2 separate regions of the Mus musculus genome follow, and region 2 is linked to region 1. A link is a loop called in an ENCODE intact Hi-C map of the cell type or tissue named here. Cell type or tissue: left cerebral cortex. All regions are shown on one strand. Each heading gives the region's core, and the rest is flanking DNA. Links, peaks and the distances in the headings are about the cores only. Region 1 overlaps Utrn (utrophin). Region 2 overlaps Utrn (utrophin).

Region 1 (9,981 bases), core at 1,031-9,030:
TATGTGTGGTGGTACATGCCTTTAAACCTAGCACTCAGGAAGCAGAAGCAGGCCTCTGTGAGTTTGGGGCACCGTGGTCTAAAGAATGAGTTCCAGGACAGCCAGAGCTGTTACGCAGAGAAACCCTGTCTCAAAAAACAGAAACAAAACAAAACAGTGATCATTCTTCAAGATACTGAAAAATGTATTTAAGAAGTTTTTGCTTTTCTCTATCTCTAAGTAAATGTGTTGTATTCTCCTACAGTGGTCCCAGGACAAGTGATGTCTTTCCTGGCTTTGTTTAAAAAGAACAGAGTCTCTTAATAATGTCTAAATCAGTGCATGATAGTTGTATTGTAGGCTTCAAAGATTATAGGCAATAAGGAGGAGCCTGGAAATCCAGAGGAGTGAACAGAACTGGGGAATGCATATCCTATGGGAATCTTACCTCAAGGTCAAGGGAAAGGATTGCCTGGACTTTCCCAAGCAGAGCTGCAAACAGAAACCAAGACACACACACACACACACACACACACACACACACACACACACACACACACACCCCTCTGTAGCACTCTTAGCACTCTTTCCTTATTCTCTATAGAGAACAGTGGTGTAAGGTAGCCCTGCTGAGGATGGCCCAGACTTCATCTCAGGAAGCCAGAGTCTACAAGGTTTGAATCTTTGAGAGGCACTCCCCGGGCCATTATGCTGTGGACTTCCTTATTAGGATTTGGTGGTCCCTTTAATGTTAGAGAATACCAGGAAAGTAACAATACCACACACAGGCACGTGAAGTTATGGGCACACTCCCTAGGTCATCTCCCTTGATCAATGAATACCCATACAGCCTGTGTAAAGATTCAAGATGTTAGTGAAATTCAGAGAGATTAACTGGACTCTCATTTTCTGGAAAGACAGCTGAGCTATAGATCCTGTCAATGGTTTGTCAAGGTGATGTCAACGTAGTAAATGACCAGGCCAAAATTATGTGAATACACATAGTCTTATTCTAGACTAGTATGAACACTTTGACTCACAACAATTCTTCAAAAGTTCATACCATTACTACTATTATTAATTATTAAAATAAATGGCTGTGGTGGTATGAGACTGTAATCCTAGTACCCTGGAAGCTGAGGCAGGTGGATGCTTAGTTTGAGGTCATCATGGGCTACATATGCAGAGACAGCCTCAAAAAACAAACAGGGCTGGAAAGATAGCTAGCTCAGAGGATTAGGGTCACCTAATTGCCTTTCCGAGTAGTACAGCTGGATGCCAGCACCTATGTTAAGCAACTCACAACTGCCTGTAACTCCAGCTCCAGAGGATCCAAGCCTCTCTGGCTATACTCATGTACACATCACTACAGACACAGACACGGACACACACACACACACACACGGACACACACACACACACAGAGACAGAGAGAGAGAGAGAGAGAGAGAGAGAGAGAGAGAGAGAGATACACACTTCAAAAATAATAAAAACAAAGCTTTAAAGTTTTAAAACAAACAAATAAAAAACATAAGAAGAAAATATTTTAAATGTCTTTAGAACAACTTAAATGAACTTCTGGGACTGACAAAGCTGGCACATCCCTGCACGCTGAACATATATGTGGTGCATGAGAACCACTGAATACATGACTTTCAAAACAGAGAAGATGCTTCACTAAAACAAGGTGCTCCACAGCTGGCTCCTTCCCACTTATCTTCTAAAGGCGCTATTATGTGTCTTAAATATGATGATAAAAAACTACATTTGGGTATGGAGAATTAGGCTTGGGGAATACATAATTCAATACTTGTGGTATTGAGACTCAAACCAAGCTAAATTATGAATCAAAACCCAGAACCAACTATATCAATTTGCATTAAAATGAGCCAATCCATCCTTTGTACAAAGCTGAGAAATGAATCCATTAGGGGGGAAAAAAAAAGCCTATAGAAACTGGAAACAAAAACGTTCATATAGCCAAAATAGTTTCAAAAATAATGTAGCTCATTGTTTTTCTTTTTTTTTTTTTCTTTTTTTTTTTTTTTTGGTTTTTCGAGACAGGGTTTCTCTGTGTAGCCCTGGCTGTCCTGGAACTCACTTTGTAGACCAGGCTGGCCTCAAACTCAGAAATCCACCTGCCTCTGCCTCCCGAGTACTGGGATTAAAGGCGTGCGCCACCACAGCCCAGTTGCTCATTGTTTTTTCAACTTCAAGATGAGAACAAGTACCTAGGCATGCCCAAGACTACGGGTGATGAAACATCTACACAGGGGATTTCCTTCCTAGTACAGTGAAAATACAACGAATGATAACTAAAAGAAAGTATAGCAATGACTTAAGCTACTTTCTCTTTCTTTACCCCTCAACCGCATGGTTCTTTGTAGCTCAGGATAACCACTGTGACCACCTGAAATGAAATGCAGAGAGACACTGAATCTGGAATCAGAAAACCTGTCAACAGTGCCAGTTAAATCATGTACTGGCCAAGCATCGCCTACTCTGTGCCTTCACTGTGGAGTTAAAAGAGCTTGTTTCTCCAGATGTTACATAGAACTGGTGACAATTTTCTTTCCCAGACAGATGATAGGTAGGAAGATAGATAGATAGATAGATAGATAGATAGATAGATAGATAGATAGATGAAAGATATGTAGATAGATGATATATAAATTAGATAGATAGATAAATAGAAGATATATAAATGGATAGATGATAGATAAAACATATAAAAATATATATTAACACTATCTTAAAAACACATAGAACGTTTACAATCCTATTCATTAGGCGTCTCTGTCCGTGTTTCATTAGACGCTTTCCCATGGAGTCTAGGGTTGTTGCTTTCCTGTTAATTTTTATTGTGCTGTGGTTTTCTATGTCAACAGTTTTTGTTTTCCTAGTCCTTTTACAGTAGGAAAAAATACAGACACCATAAATATGGCCTGAGAAGGTGGCTCACTGGATAAAGTGCTTGACTTGAGCTTGATTCTCAGAAACCACAGAAAAATGTTTGTTGGGTATGGTGGTGTGTGTGCACTGTCTTTGTAATCCCAGAGCTAGGGAAGTCTAAACAGGGAGAATCCACCCCAGTCTGGACAGCTTGGTGAGGTCAGGCCAATAAAAGATCCTGTCTCAAAAGAGATGGTCACTTTTGTGAATGTGGTGTTGAACAGGTATGGAGCCCATACACAAATGTATATAAGTGCTTGGCCCATAGGAAGTGACAGTATTAGGAGCTGTGGCCTCCTTGGAGGAGGTGTGGCCTTGTTGGAGAAAGTGTGTCACTGTGAGGGCAGGCTTTGAGGTAGCATAAGGTCAAATGTGGCTGGTGTGACACAGTCTCCAACTGCTGTTTGAGGATCCAGATATAGAACCCTCAGCTCCATGTCTGCCTGCACTCTGCCATGCTTCCCACCATGATGGTAAGGGACTGAACCTCTATACTGTAAGCCAGCGCAATTAAATGTTTTGTCTTGTTTTGTTTTTTTAATAAGAGTTGTCAAGGTCATGGTGTCTATACACAGAAACTGTCTACCAATTCTATAATAAACATGCACAAATATGTATTAGGAGGAGGAGGAAGAGAAGGAGGAAGAAGAGGGAGAAGAGAAGGAGGAAGAGCAGGGAGAAGGAGGCACCCACCCTGAAAACCAACACCTTCCAGCAACTGCAGGGAATTGCCCTTAGGGCCTTACATATGTTAGGCAAATGTTCACCTGGCACAATACACAAAGCTTTGATACTTTAACATTTCAATACAAGACAGAGAGTCACTAAGTTATACAACCTGACCTTCAGTTCACTCTACAAACCACCCAGGCCTGGAACAATCTTCCAGCCTCAGCTTCCCAGTTAGCTGAGAGTACAGAACCTGTACCACCAGGCCTGACCCAACTACTTCACTTTCCATTCTAGAGGGATTCCGTTCCGGCTTTATCAGGCCATGCTGTCACAGCGGCCAATTATTTATTAAGCATTAAAAAGCACTGTCCGCTTCTGTGACTGAGCTTTGTTACAAATCAGTCTTTCAGAACTTCACAGACCTGAACAAACTAGAAAAAGAAAAATGAAAAGCAATCCTCTCCCACACTCCACATCCTTTCCAACTTCAATTACTTGGACTCATTTACCTTGCCTGAGATGAACAAACTTCGAGCAAGTGAGAAAACGACAATGGTGTGACATTGTCTATATTCTCCTATCCCTGCTAATTGCTTAATTTCCAGAGCTAAATATAAACAACTAACTTCCCTTTGAAAGGCCAGCAGGGCTCTGCCGAGAACCAAGAGAAAGCGGTTCGTGCCTATAGCTTTCAGATCCATACATACAGGCTGGAAATTTCCATTTGATACTTAATAAACTGCACCCCAGAGGAAACACAAGTCATCAAGCTTTTAGTCACGATGACAAAATAGCATTTTCTGAATCTAGAGTGCTATGCCAGCTCTCTTCTCAGAAAGAACTTTCTGTTTACTCCCTACTGTATCCGCGTCAGTCACGCAGAGTTCCAACTAACGTTTTTTGTTCTTAAAGAACCACTTAACTTTGTGACCGGCATTTGGGGGTGGGGGTGTTTTTCGAGACAGGATTTCTCTGTATTTTCCTGGCTGTCCTGGAACTCACTCTGTAGACCAGGCTGGCCTCGAACTCAGAAATCCGCCTGCCTCTGCCTCCCAAGTGCTGGGATTAAAGGCGTCCGCCACCACCACGCCCGGCTATTTTTTAATCATGTAAAAAGCACTGCATTAAATCATAAGTGAAGTCATTGGTAACATGGGTTTTCTGATTAACGATATGTTACTACTTAAGTAATAAAAGATAATTTTGACATTCGCGTTGATATGAGGAATTATGGTAAAAAGGGAGGTCACAGATCAGCTAAGCTGCTGCCCCTTTGGGAAGCCACAAAACAAAACTCCTGTGACAGTCACAGGCAGGGAGGAAGGTCTCCTGTTTTGAGTCAGTAATCTGGACCTCAGCAGGAACTGCAGAAGACAGAGCATTAAGAAAGTACTCGTTCTGGGAGTTCACACATCTCTGATGAGACACCACAAACAGCACCAAGGAAAGGGGAGAATAAATGTGAATCCCTCCGCATCCGCCATTTTGCTCCACGGCATCTCCACCTCCATACACCTTCTGAACTACCCAACCCACTGGCTTCTCATGAAAGCAAGAACTGACTCATGATCAAGGGGACCTCAGGCTAGGACGTCCATTTACTGTGGCTCAAGAAATATGTGTACGGTTTGGTTACTGAGAGAAACCAAGGGAGCCTGACAGATGGTCTTAAAATACCTCTGTCTTAACATTCAGACTGTGGCCAAGTCAAGCTTGTTTCATGCTCTGAAACACTTCAGGGTTTAGTTATCCAAGGAGAGCAACACACCCCACCTGAAAGTAAAACCTGTAAGGCTTATTTTAAAATGCACCACTCACGTGTTCTATTTTTTTCCCCCAAAACACATATGTTCAACCTTTTTTGTTTTGTTTTGGTTTATTTTTTTGTTTTTTCGAGACAGGGTTTCTTCATGTAGTCCTGGCTGTCCTGGAACTCACTCTGTAGACCAAGCTGGCCTCGAACTCAGAAATCAGCCTGTCTCTGCCTTCCAAGTGCTAGGATTAAAGGCATGTGCCACCACTGTCCAGCACATATGCTTGACCTTATATGAACCTCATATTAACATACAGATGCCAGGCAGCATGTGAACTTAAAAGTCATGTCAAACACTGAGTGATTGGGATATGTTCAGTTATAGAGTTACCCTTTATAAAAGTACCCACACAGGGTCTATGTGGTTCTCACACACAAACATATATACAGACGTCAGGGAGGAGAAACTGATTTTGTTTAAACATCACTTGTCATCCCTGGCTTTCCAAGCCGTCATTGTCCCCTACTAATAAGCCAATGGTGGGAGAAAAATGCACAGAATGAAGGGGCGAATCAGTCTGGGCAGTAAGAAGACAATATTGACCACACGAACAAATCAACACTCTATGATTCTTGAACAGCTGTTTCCTTCTTCATGGCACCTGTGCACAACCTTGAATTAATAATATACACCAGGATGCTTAAAATATTTTAACTCATAGGACACATGACAAAATGTTTGGGCACAAAATTATTTCAGCGAAACTGTTTTACATACATATGCTGGCAGCACAAAAAAATCATAAAACTAAATCAAAATAATTAGCTAAATCAATAAAAATGCTGAAGTCATGAAGGACTCAATTTATAATACTAATTATTTTTCAATGTTCTATGACTCACCCACTAATCTACCTTGTAAGAATCTACTTTTTACCACGTCAATTATTAAATATGCCATTAAAAATGTCCCTGAGGGGGTGGGGGTGGGGGTGGGATTATAAAATTCCTCTCTAACTCAACATAACCTCAATCAGGTTTCAATTCAAAGACTGAAAACAGGCCAAGATAATCACAAAATGCAAACAAGTTAAAGTCAGTAGCAATCTTAAAAGTCACTTACATCCAGCTTTGTGTCCACTGTGCTCTAATAGAGGAAAAATTATCCTCTAGAGTCATTAATATTTTAAAGAAGCTAAGTGATCTAAGCCAAATCAGGAGAAATTAGCATCTAGCGTGGGGTGGCTCGAGGTCATCAGGGCAATTTCAATGCTGCTGCTTCTCAAGTCAGCAGCCAATGTGTTTCTGTTTCCTGCCCAAATTTTAGGGATTGTATAACCAGAAAGAAACACCTTTAAAAGCAAAAAATACAACACCATGTACAGTTGGAGGGGGGTTACTCAGAGCCACAGTTTCCCCAAGTTCTGCCCATCCCTGTCCCTTTCCCTATGAGAAATAGGCAGGGGGAAATACATACAAATAAATAAAACTCAAAATAAGAATACTGTGCACAATTTTCCAGTCGTTTTTCACTTACTTATAAATGACTGATACCCATACAACAGACAAAAGAAAGATGTGAAAGATGAAGAGGGTACAAATATTCAGACACCAGTTTTCAAAATGCCAAGATGAACGCAAAATAGACTCTTCTCTTCTCTCTCTCTCTCTCTCTCTCTCTCTCTCTCTCTCTTTCTCTCTCTCTCTCTCTCGTCTTTAAATGTACTTGAAATATAGACTTTCTGTATTTTTTATGGCAAAACACTGAAGTATTTAACATTTCCTTTCTAAAAGACTAAATTTAGAGAATGTAAGGGATATAGGGGGAAATAGCTGTAACAACATTTGCAATTTAAATAAAGAGAATTCAGTGTCTCGCTAAGCAGATAAACAGTACAGCTGGTCAAACTTGCAGCACAGTGACAGCACTGGTAACAAGTAGGCTCAGTAGATATAGATACCATGCCATTAACAGAGAAGGACAACTGACATTTAAGTCTGTACCTATAATTTTATCCACAATGATATGCATTAGGATCCATTTCCCACATACAATAAGATAAATAAAAGATACCTGCTACCAGTTCATTTATTCATAGTCAACAACAGCATCACGCCACTTCCCTGTCTGGAGTCCCCAAACCTCATATATCACTGCCTGACACTGACACCTACTGGAAAGTACTGGAAGTGTGTGCCCCCCCCCTCCCTGTCTGAGCAGTAGCTAATTTCACATAGGGTAGAGAATATATAAAGGGTAAATTTCAATTGCAAATAAGACAACCTCAGGTTCCCAAAAAGTAATGCCCGTGCCGAAGATTTAAATTCTAAGGCATCTTTGAGAAATTACAAATCTCAATAAATCTTCCCAAAGAATACTCCTGTTGGAAGTGAACTTCCCCATGACTCCAGTAACATGATGTGTGCTTATTCAGGGTCTTATCATAAGACTACTTAGTAGCTTTCTCCAGCACCTTAACTTTGCTTTATGTGTGGAAGTCAACGCACCCAATGGCCTTACAGCTCAAAACCCCTCTGCTTTTGTGAAAGTGCTTATGGGAATAGATGAGAAAAATAATAACCCAGCTTTTTTTTAATGCTTCATACATTTATATCCTTAGCTTTAAAAAAGTAACATATATTAATGATTCATGTATCTATACCAATACTTAAAAAGTAAAATACTAATACTTATTTAGTGAATGCATTTTTCTTCTCCATTATCAAAATTGGCTTTTTGTGAAAATGTAAACATCTTACAAAAACACACGGATTCTTTAAGCAGATGAAATCTCAACATATCCAACAGTTAGTTCTGTACTTTTCCGACTGGATTAATAAGTTGGATCAAGCTTTAATTAACTTAACACAAATGAAAATATAGCATCTCTTTAAAGCACGTCTCACTATATCAATCGATTTCCTAAGATTATATTTTAAAAAGTAAGTTTCTGGACAGACATATATTAAATTAGACAAACTGTAAAGCACAACACTGTGATTAAAAAAAAAAATCAAATTAACAGAATCCAGCTTCCCAGCCTAGACCCATTGCTTTATAGGCAGAGCCTAGGTGCTTCAACACATCAAATTTAACATCTTCAGAAAAATAATGAGATAAGAGGCAGTTTTCCCAATTACTGATCAGTTGATCTTTTAAAGAACAGTAAGATTCCTTCTTTAGAAGCATACTAAGAATTGTACAGGGAGAAAATTGTAATAACATAAAATTTGATTTGCTGCTGCTATAATCTTCCTTTTGCATCATATCATCTTGTTTTTATAAAAATAAGGAGACAGTACGAACACTAAATAAGATAAGACCATGGGCAATAACAAATACTAACCCAAAACAACACAGGAGGACGTGGGACGGCTTGTGTTTAGAATAACTGACATTGCATTCAAAATGTATAACTGTCAAACAAGTTATATCCTAAAACACTACTTAACCCACCTGGCCACAGAAAATTGTGTTCTTCAACTTTAACTAGGACATGTGGACACACAAGAATATAAGAAATGTTTACAATGGGGCTAAGCTTGTTTTTAAAATGGGCATTACTTTTCTTAATTGGAAAATATCAGCTATAAAAAGAAGAGCACGGTAAGCAATCTGTTGAAAGAGCATTCTGAGCTCTCTGCTTGATTTTGCTGGAGCTTAACATTGTATTAATGTGTCATTAAATATTAAGATATTGTAAAGTACCCCAGAGGTAACAGGTCTTAATGAAAATAGTTTGTCATATTTTCTCCAAACAACCCATCTCAGAAGACTAGGTTATAGATGGTAAAATAAAATATGTACTAAAATAGTACTTGTCTCATAGGCTTAAATAAATTTTAATGGAGCGATTTCTTTTAACAGCTTTTGCAATCAGTTGCCTGGAAAGGGAGTTTTTCCTTTCCTTCAGAGGAGCCTGAAAGATGAGTATTTCCTAGCCAGGCAACAGTGGATTCTTCAGACACCCACTCCCTATTTCCAATCAGTTACCTTGCAGAGCTTCTGGTACCGCGGAGAGGAAACTGCCATCCTTTGTAAACGATGTAACAAAACCACAACTTTCTGCAGAGACGTTCTCACCACCGCCATCATTTTAAGTTTACCACACTTCTGAAGAGTCCTCAGAATTTGCATTATAAATGAAGAGCAGCGATCATTTCCTCCCGGTCACTGGACAATGATTTGCCAGTTCTCTGAGCATGCTCGTTTCCAGACATGCATTTGAAAGATAAAGGGGGGTTTAAGGTTCTAGAGAAAAGGAGGCTGGGAGTCCATCAACTTCTTGATTTGACAAAAACACTGAAGAACGCCACCCAGACAGCCCCCAGCAGATGCTCACAGCCAGGACCTGCTCAGCCTGGCGTGGCCAGAAATGAAGCAAGTTGCAGCGTGGCCAAGCACTGCTGGCTGCAGGGAAGGAGAGCGCTCCGGAGACGAGAGGATATTAAGTGAAGCACTAAAGCTAAAGATACAAAGGCGACTTCCCCTGGGGACAGAGAGTGAACCCCATCACGGCCACGGTGCATGCCTGGTAGCTGAGTTTACATGAGGAGACCGGGTGGCAGGGAACATGAGGCTTTACAGAGAGATGCGAGCACTCCCAGTGGAACGCGGCTCCCGC
Region 2 (9,981 bases), core at 658-8,657, 130 kb before region 1:
ACAATCTTTCCACCACCTCTTCTGCAATATTCCCTGAGTCTTAGGTGAGGGAGTGTTTGTAGATGTAGCCATTAGGACCAGGCTCCACAACTCAGCATTTTGATTAAACCTGTTTTTCTTTATGACCTTATTTATTCCTCTCTGGCATTTGTTAGTGCACCAGGCACCCAACTATCACAGGCAGTAACAGAGTCATGCCAGATAGACATGTTCTCACAGTTCACATCTACATCCTGATGCTCTTCAAAGACATGCCTCTCACTACCATGAACTTCAAAACGCTAATGAAGGGCCATCTCGATCTGTATCCTATATTTTTAATTCACCTATACAATTAAGATATAACCCCAAAATAAGTTTCACCTCTCCTTAAGTCTCTTGCTGCACTCCAGCATTACATGTACGAAAATGCAAGCTTAAAATTTCTACTTGAATACTATTTTCTGACAGCTAAATTAATTCACTCACTTTGCCCCAGGAAATTCTAATAGCGTGACAATAATGCTAAGTAGGTTTTAAACATTTTTTTCTACTTATATGTACAGACATGCAAGAGGAAATACACATTAAAAGTTCTTTCATTCATCATTTACTTGCTTATGAATTTACCCAAGGATTGACTCTTGTTTTCGTAACAATTCTAAGTGAAAACTGGCACTCTAAACTCTACCTCCCAAGTTTAATGTTCCTTTTTCTATGGGGAAATAAACTGGAAAGTTGCATAACAGAGTAAACAATGAAAAACTGCCAGATTAGTGAATTTTATAGAACCCGGAGACTTTGCTCTAAATTGTGAATACCATAAAAGACATTTAACGCTAAATCTGTATGTATTTAAGAAAATGACCCATTTCCAGGTGGGTAGCCATGGAGGATCTGAGGCACAAAGTACAAACAAAACAAAGCAAAAGACAAGAAAGCAAGAAGAGGAGCTCTTGGTAGGAGGGGGGATTAATGGAGGTGGGAAAAGGACAGGAGAGAGTGAGGAGATGAGCAGTTACCAGAATGTATGTATGAAACTGCCAAGTAATAATTACTAAAAAGAGAAAAGAAAATCTGATATTTACTAAGATATAGAAAACATTATAGGAAGCTTAACCTTTAAACATTAAAGAATTAAAGAATTGCCAGTGCTGTTTTATATATTATTTTTCCAGTGTTGGTTATGAGCAAGCAATAAGATGTCGGATAGGCCAACTTTGCTCCCACGTGTTTTCTCTCCATGAGAATTGACTGACTGAGCAAGAACACTCTTCCACTGTGCCGCAACATAAACTCCAGGGGTTAGACAAGGTCCAACTGCTTAATTCTTCGTCATCTATTACTGATGTATACAAATGGAAATTCTTCAGCTAATGGAAGTGTGTGTGTGTGTGTGTGTGTGTGTGTGTGTGTGTGTGTGTGTGTGTGAAATGAACTGTAGATGTCTTCCCGACCCCCACAAAAACAAAACAAAGGAAAAGAGTAAGCCATTTCCAATTTTCTCTATCTAGTGAAAACAAATTCTGTTTTACTAGATCGCGTTTACATTTTAAAATATCTGATTATAGAGGAGTCTAGGTCAAACTATCCATGAATTCATTTTAATCAATCTTTATGGATTTCTAAACTTGGGACTGTATGTATACTCATTTTTTAATGCTACCACACAAAAAGCTTCCAAAGGCTAGCATTGAGCACGGCATGGATGCTTCTGGGAGGTCTATAAGGACCACACCCCTTCTTTCCCAGCTTCTTCCAATTGTCTCTATTCCCAGAAGGACATTCCACTTCCTCCATTTTCAAAGTTGCATCTGTATTTCCCTCTTCCAGTCTGGCTTCTCCTCAGCTGCTTTCTTCCTTTTAAAAGGCTCACATGATTTCACTGACATCAGGATAATCTGCCTATGGTAGCCTACAACCTGGAGACTGTTGCTAAATGTTGTTGTCAACACTGTTATGTATAAAGAGAACTGAGTCAAAGTCCCAGGGGTTAGGATTGGACTTCTTTAAGGGGAGGGCTTATTCTGTCTCAGATTTATAACTAAAGCCTTATTATTTGATTCAGGTAAATATTTACCCAAGCAGACTAAAGCTCTTCAATACCATTGCTAAAGTTATTATTAATTGAAATTAAAATGTAAAACAGCTAAGAAATTTTAAAATTTTAATTAGATGGCCACAACTGCTTTCAACCAAGACAAATCATCTCACCCAGTCTTGGAGTCCTTTCCATTCCTGTCTGTAGAAATGACACACTCATCAATTGCCTTGATGCCTCATTCTAGAATCCATCACAACTCAATATACCAAATGCTGTCTATGAACAAAAGAGTTCAATTCTCACAAGACAATGTAACACATACTGCTTATATTTTTATAGATGATGACCAGTTTGTTTTAAAAATAAGAATGGATTTCAGGATAGAAGGAAGGGCATATTAAAATGTCCTATTCAACAAATATTGGTTTCACAAGCTTTTTCCAAACAAAGATCCGAAAGTCAATTAATATTGAAATAGGATTTTTAAGAGAACACACTTTGATTTTCAAGAGACCACAGTTAGTTTCAGACACCATACAAAGAGATCTTGGCACAGAGACTTTTTTTTATTCAACTCACCCAAGGCCACACAGCTAATGTGAGCCACAGCTGTCTTTTGATACTCAGTGTGCACTCTCAGAATTACAATCTAGTTCTCCTAATACATAATAGGGTCGATGACAATGCTTAGTGCTGGATTGCGTTGTAAAGCAACTGCTTCACTAACCTCCCCTTCCAGAGATAACAGAGGAGTGCTTCATCATTCTTTTCTGGGACAAAGTATACAGTAAGTAAAGGACCAGCATCCTGAGATGGTGTGCAAACTAGATAAGGGTCAGAATATGTCACATAAGAAGTAACAGGAGAGAGAAACTAGGCTGAAAAAACCTTATGATGAGGAGAAAGAGGAAGATGAAGATGATGATAAAATAGCAACTCAGTGACCTGTCCCCAAGGCCAGAAAGACCTAAGGAAGGACAACTCGCTGATCTTAAAATTAATTTCTTCCCATTATTATCATGCACATCTTCCTCTTGGTAAGCGGATTGAATTCTGGATTAAAACGTCCAGGGAGCTGGGTTTGTGCCGCAGACCCTCTGGGTCCGGTACACAGCTTTATTCCCAGCACTTGGAAGGCAAAGGCTGGGGGTGGGGGTGGGGGTGGGGATCTCCCTGCGTTCAAGGCCAACCTAGCTTCATAATAAGTTCCAGGCCAGCCAGGACTACATAGGGAGACCCTGTCTCAGAACAAACAAACAAACAAAAATGACCAACAACAAAACAAGTTACATAGGGGAGCAGGAGCGCTCTTCAATTATTCGGTAAAACTTTATTTTCTTGGTACATAAAAGAGAACTGAAGTGGACTTACTTGATGTAATAGGGCACTTTATTATGTGAAATGGATCTCTGCCACGGCAGCTGGACTGAAGCTGAGGAAACAAAAGGAAGTTATTGGAAGCAGCAAGCCTTACACCTTAATGTAAAACAAATGAACACATTTCGGAGCAACTCTTGAGGGACCCGTTCTGGCTCTGAGCTGGATTCCTGCAATTAAGAAAAGCACGAGGCCAAGCAGCACAGCTTTAAAGCTTCATGTGAAGTGAGGAAAAGAACCAAGACTCAACGTCCAGAGCCGATTCTGTCAGACCCTAACAATGAAAACACTTTCACAAAATCAGGTTATTGTTCATAAACATTGCAACACAGAACACAGTGCCATCTGCAAAGCATGCTCCCTATATGCTGTACATTCAGATTTAAAATGACAGTTCCCAAGATGGAATTTCTAGATCACTAATAGTATTCTTCACTTTGCACCATATTCATAGGCTCAGCTATTATGAACAGATGGCACTCAAGCAAATTTAATTATAAGAAGGTTTTAGAAAGAAAATTCAACATAAAAATAGGCAAGGGGTTTTTTAAGAAGCAAGCAGATCATCTAAGAAAAATATCAGATATTTATTTTGATCCGCAGTATTTAAAAAACAGTTTTCCATGTTTGTAGTATGTTTGAGATGTTTGCCACGATTGAGATATGATGCCTTTTAATGGAAGTTCTTTCCTTTTTGAAATTCTGTTTACTGATTACTTGTAAAGATACATTACATTAGTGCTTTAGTAAATCAATTAGTTAAATGTTTATTTAAGTAGAGTAGCCACATGAATTTAGAACCAGAAGAATTTTGCTAAGCAAGGTACCAGGTAAATTAAAATGAAAGTTTACAACTATCTCTAGACCTTCATATAGACACGTCACTATTTTTTCATAATTTCTTGGCACATTGATATCTTGCAAATATGCAACATTCTAAACTTTGCCAAGCATCCCAAATCCAAACTTTATTTTGAAAATGCAGCAAGATCCACACACCAATGTCCAGTATAATGGAGAAGAAGCTAAATACGCAGAGTTAAAAATAGCTGCCCAAGGGCTGGAGAGATGGCTCACTGTCTAAGAGCACTGCCCGCTCTTCCAGACGTCCTGAGCTCTAGTCTCAGCAACCAGATGATGGCTCACAACCATCTGTAATGGGAATCAATGCCCTCAACTGGTGCGTCTGAAGAGAGTAACAGTGTACTCATATACATAAAATAAATAAATAATGAGAGAGAGAGAGAGAGAGAGAGAGAGAGAGAGAGTCCTGTGATATGAGCCCCCCTCCCCTAAAAAAGAAGAAGCTGCCCAAAGTCCTTTTCAAAATGGTGTAGTTCAGATACTACAACACCTTTCCAAAAACTAGCTCAGCAAACTTCCTCCTTAACAATTGTTCTGGTCTTGATCAAAGGCAAGCACTCATCTTTACAACTGTGTCCACAGATATTCACAAACAGACACAGAAATGAAGACTCAGGTATGCTAAACTTCTCATAAGAGCTAGCCTCACTTCATGGTGGCACCAGGCTGATAGGTCAGGTTTTATTGTGTGCCTCATGGAACTTGCTTTTTAACAAGCATGGGTAAAGTCCAAAGAACACAATCAAGCCAAAGACCGTAAGCAGCAAGGAATAAGAATTATTAAATGTACTAATTGCAAGTTTTCTCACACTTCTTCATTTATTCAGTAATTATTTTGATTCGAATAACCAAGCTTCTTGGACTGTCGGTTGAAGACCACGTGCTTGAACACCATGTAGTGTATTGCAATTCTGCAGTGCTTTATGACTGAAGAAACATGAACTAGATTTCCATGGGAGAGGTTGCCAGGTGGAAAGGTAGGGCTCCATCAATATTAGCAGATAAACTGATCATTTGAACTACAGAGTCTCCATTATTTACAAATGCTTCTTCAATTTGGTCTTAGTTATTCTATAGGGTTTAGAAATCTATAATACTTAATATCTAATGAGTATAATAAGAGGCTATTTATTTCAACAATAGTGCTATCCATATGTTAAGCATTAAAAAAAAAGGTCCGCCCTTACCCACCACAAAGGGCTATACCTCACTCAGAGACAAACACCCACAGGCTCAGCTTAGGAACTGAAGATGGGTAAGTCTTAGAGGTAGGGGACAGAAAATGACAAATGTGACTTCACAAGAATACAAAAGTAAATAAACCCTGACCCTTTCTCTGTGGTTTCAGAGAAAATAAGTTTCCATAATTGAGAAGTATTCTTGGCCTTGAGCTTAAAATTTACTTAAATTTAATTAAATTACACAACTTGTTTTTTTTCCATATACTTCCCATAGGAAATTAAAGAAAAGGCATTAATATGTGCTGAAAGCATCTTTGCCAAGGTGTGGCTTGCGTGCTTGGTCTAACAGGATAGACTACTGAATTTCATTCTTGAGGCAATCTGAGGAAATAGGTATGCAGAGATCAAGAAATTAATTTTCAAAAATTCTCAGGTCTAGTAAAAGACAATGTTAACATTTAAAATCAGTTTGGGAGTTTCAAAATTCAGCATTCTTAAGTATCATCAGAAGTGGATGATAAATAAAACAGGGCTCAAAATTATTTCCCTAAGACTTCATGAAGTGCACATAAAATTACAAGTTCCAGTTGGAGGATGTTCCATTAAACCTACCTTGGTGCAACACTTAATGTATAACATTTGTCCATGAGATGACTACCTTGAGCTTAGTAAACCAACATTTTCTCATTTAAGTATTTATATAGTGAATTAAAATTCATGTGAAGCTTTAAAAAAAAAACTAAGTATACATATATAGAGAGAGAATTGAAATAAACTGGTTAAAAAACCTTACAGCATAAATTTTTGGTATGAGACATTCATAAGCTTTGCATGACAAATACCATATATGTTATCATAACCAATGTTTAAATGAGAAAACATATCTAGATACAAATTTACTTTTGTTTTCCTTTGAATATTTACCAATTTACATACTGCATTTATTACATAAGCAATAAGTAATATTTCATGAACATGTTCTCTTAATTTAAAGTATAGTTAGAGCAAAGATAGAGCTTCTTGGGCAGAACTGAACGAATTTGCAAATTCATTCAAGTTAAGCAAGAACACTCAAATTTATTGATACTTACTGGACAGAAAGTGTTGAGAAGATGGCCCAAAATCTCTGTGGGCTTCCTGGAGCTGCTTAAGGCGATCGTCCACGGAAACCTGCACACAAGCACACGCCAGATGAAACGACTGACTTCAAGACAATGGTTTTCATAACATCCTTGACGTAATTACTTTATCAAGTAATGCTGTTGCTCTATCAATTCATTACTGTTTGGGCAGAAAACTTCTCTTCTTATTAATGCGGCAGCATGAAAATCAACTTCTGACATTAAATAATGGTAAAGAAAGTCAGAGATCATTCTAAACTATCTATATGAACTTTCAATCTATACAATAACCACATTAGCTTAATATTAATTGTGGTTATCATTTTAGATATGAAGAAAGCAAGACACAAGGAAGGGCCAGAGGACACAACTAGTCAGAACAAAGTGAATATTCATGCCTTGGCCATCGGAGCCCATCTTTATGCCTGAAAACTGTTCTCCCCAACTTGGTGGCAGGAAGCATGCTTCTAAGACAGCTTAAGATGTGGCCATGGGAGGAGCCCTTATCCATGCCTCTTTTATAAAAAAAGAGGATAAAAGTACCACAGAGAATGTGTAGGAAATGGAGCTTAGAGAACTCTAAAGATAAAGACATAAACAGATGGATAGATGGGTAGACAGGCAGTTAAGCAGATGATCCTAGATGGTTACACAGGTTGATAAGCATATTGATAAGTAGGTAGGAAGGTAGGCAGGCAGACAGATGGGAGATAGATAAATGAGTATATGAGATGACAGAAGAGAGAAAACTGGAAGCTGGGTGTGAAACATCTTCTGATTTCCCTACAAGTTTGCATCTGATGGTCTTTACCAAAGGAAAGAGGAGCCTCTGAGAATCCCTGCTCCAGGCTGCAATGTGTCACCAGTGCATCCCAGCCATGACTCCCTTCTATGGTTGTTAGTGTGGATTCTATTGTTACCGTGCCACAGGACAAAACCAGTTATGAAACCAAATGCAAATGAACAACAATTGCATACTGCCTTCTGACATTTCCATTTCCCTGGCCCTGTTATTTGTCTGTGCAGTGGTGGTGAGCTGTTCCATTTGAATGAACAATTTCATTTTCAGCACACTGTAAATAAAACTTGCATCTGCCTAGCTCACTGGGCATCTCAGCTTTCTCCTGGTCAGCTACATAAATTGCATCAGAGTGTACTTTATTCATTATGAGAGATGCTCAAATGTCATATTTTATAAGTAAGCTGCTAGTCCTGAAATTTAACAGCACTGTCTGCTAACAGGGATTTGTCTTTGCTTATCCAGGACTGATATTTGAACCCTAGTAGCTACCAACATCAAAGATAAAGGTGGAAGAATGTTCCCATCAAATCTAACAATACATCTGACATCTGTAGAGATGAGGATAACAGAGGCAAAGCAAAAGGAAATCAAGAAAGACCAGAAAAGCAATCTTCAAATGAGTATAATGAATGATAACGATGCAGAGAGATGGGACAGAAGCAAAAAGAATTAGGTTCAGACATCTCTGTGAGCACTTACAAATTTAATATGCTTAGCCTGACTAATCCCGGATTATTGACATCCTTCACAAGGATAGGAAAGATCGTCACATATGGAATATTCACATCTCACACTTTCAACTTCATTAAGAAAACATGTAACATTAAATTAAAAAAAAAAATTAACGTTCATGTATTCTACATGGAGAGGCGTGCGGGTGGTCAGGACACAGGCGTCACAAAGCATCTTTTAGAAGGTGGCCCTTTCCTCTACCAAGTGAGTTGCTAGGGACAGATTCTGGTGTTTACAAATGCATTTACATACCAAGTCCAATCTCAGTCACCTCCTTATGCATTTTGATGTTGGATAATGTAAGAATATATTATAACCTAAAATGTACAGTACTTTTCAAATAAAATGACGGAACTGCACATTTGTATTACTACATGTTATATTGTAGAGAAATTAGTCAGAATTATTTACTATTACTCTTCTAGTTACAGCCTCCCCTGCGGATTTTCAGCAAAAAGGCATAGCTGCTTTGACTGATAGGAGGTGGAGAGCAAATGTGTCCCAGACCCTTTGTACCATGAACTGCTGCCTGGCATGGACAGTAGTCAGCCAATGCTTAGACCTGGAACACTCATGAGTCCTGGCTCAGCTAATCTGGAGTCTACAAGTAGGGTCAGGAGCCACTGAAACAATTGCCTTGGGAAGGTCGGATCTAGACACTAAGTGCAGGTGTGCTTTCTGTAAACAGAAAGAAAACTCCTGCACAGTGAACAATGTAAAGAAAACGAAGAAAAGCTTTGTAACTTTTTCAAAAGAGAAAGAACACATAATGAAAGTAAGACAATGATTTCTTTACAGGTTACAACAGGACAAAGGATCCTGTGGCTGACTCCAGGTTATCATTGCTGCAACTTACTGGCTTTTGTGTATTTTTTACAAGTATTATATACAGTGTAAATATAAATTATAACCAAGAAATCCATACTCATAACTAAATGATGCTCTTGGTTTCAAGATATAGAAAGACAAGTACCTGCCTACTAAATTTATTATCAAACACCCTCAGTAAAGAGAGAGACGAGATAATATGTAGTTTACAACTGAGGTGAGTTTTAAAGACCATCTGAGTGTTTCTGTTTGTGTACATCCTAATGTGTGTTTTTCAGGTTTAAAAAAAAAACCCCACAAAGAATTGTTACACTAAGAAACTAAATACAAATCAACAATTGTATAGCCTGACATTTCTATTCCTGTTCTGTATTCTTTATGCAGTGTTAGATAGCATTCTGAAGGGGCTAAGCCGATACCTGTAGAAGTTTCCATCGCATATTAAGGTCATCCAGCTGGCGAGACATCTTTAGAGATGGATGCAAGTCAAGTGGAGACAGCTGACTGGACAGGTCATTCATTGTTTTTACTTTTAAGTTGATTGGTGCAATTTCTTCTCTAAACGCCTGGTAGAAAACAGATTATTTTAGAATGTCGCCAGAAGAGACTTTCTCAAAAGCCAGAGTTGCCATCTTCTTAGTGAAGACCATAGGAAGGCCATAGTGATGCTGTCAAGTAGAGACACTACTTAACAGCAGCTGACTGGATCAGACCTGTAATAACCTATACAGCCAGAGACTCCCTGAGCCTTAAAGTATGTGGGCAATGAGACAAACTCAAGTTGTGAACTCATTTAAGACACTAAACATTTCTGTCTAGTCTATAATATGCAAACCACAGGATTACTGTTGCATGGTCCATTTGCTGTTTTTATTGAAGCATGGCTGCCTTACTCCTTTATTTCACCAGACACAACAAGTTGACTTGATCTCAGTCATGCTTAGATTAGGGGTCGAGTAAAAGTAGCTTTCCTCACTACTAAGCTATAGTTATTGGATAGGAGAGAAAAGTTCTGTATCTCCCTGAACCCGCTAGGATCACAGTCTGTGCTTA

The links. Hi-C counts contacts between places; a loop is a spot of excess contacts. Peaks named below come from ENCODE experiments on the same cell type or tissue, not always from the same donor. Only the 100,000 strongest peaks of a DNase experiment are listed, where the experiment ranks them.
Region 2: a loop joins it to region 1, with 2.1 times the contacts of the local background. A loop is called at or near these places in 2 of 42 quality-filtered maps.

The regions. Positions count from the first base shown.
Region 1 is chr10:12,605,141-12,615,121 of GRCm38, forward strand. All of the region lies in intron 50 of Utrn (utrophin), which reads right to left. Among named protein-coding and RNA genes, the nearest start is that of Gm25139, 240 kb to the left of the region's middle. In left cerebral cortex, for the core only: a CTCF peak has its summit at 7,507 (motif pointing left); DNase peaks (open chromatin) are centred at 4,397, 5,071, 6,614, 7,478 and 1 more place; H3K4me3 peaks cover 2,512 bases; H3K27ac peaks cover 1,880 bases.
Region 2 is chr10:12,471,877-12,481,857 of GRCm38, forward strand. It overlaps Utrn (utrophin), which reads right to left. Exons shown (of 74, transcript NM_011682.4): 55 at 9,348-9,494; 56 at 6,537-6,615; 57 at 3,395-3,455. Among named protein-coding and RNA genes, the nearest start is that of Gm25139, 110 kb to the left of the region's middle. In left cerebral cortex, for the core only: no CTCF peak of the experiment used is centred there; a DNase peak (open chromatin) is centred at 3,668.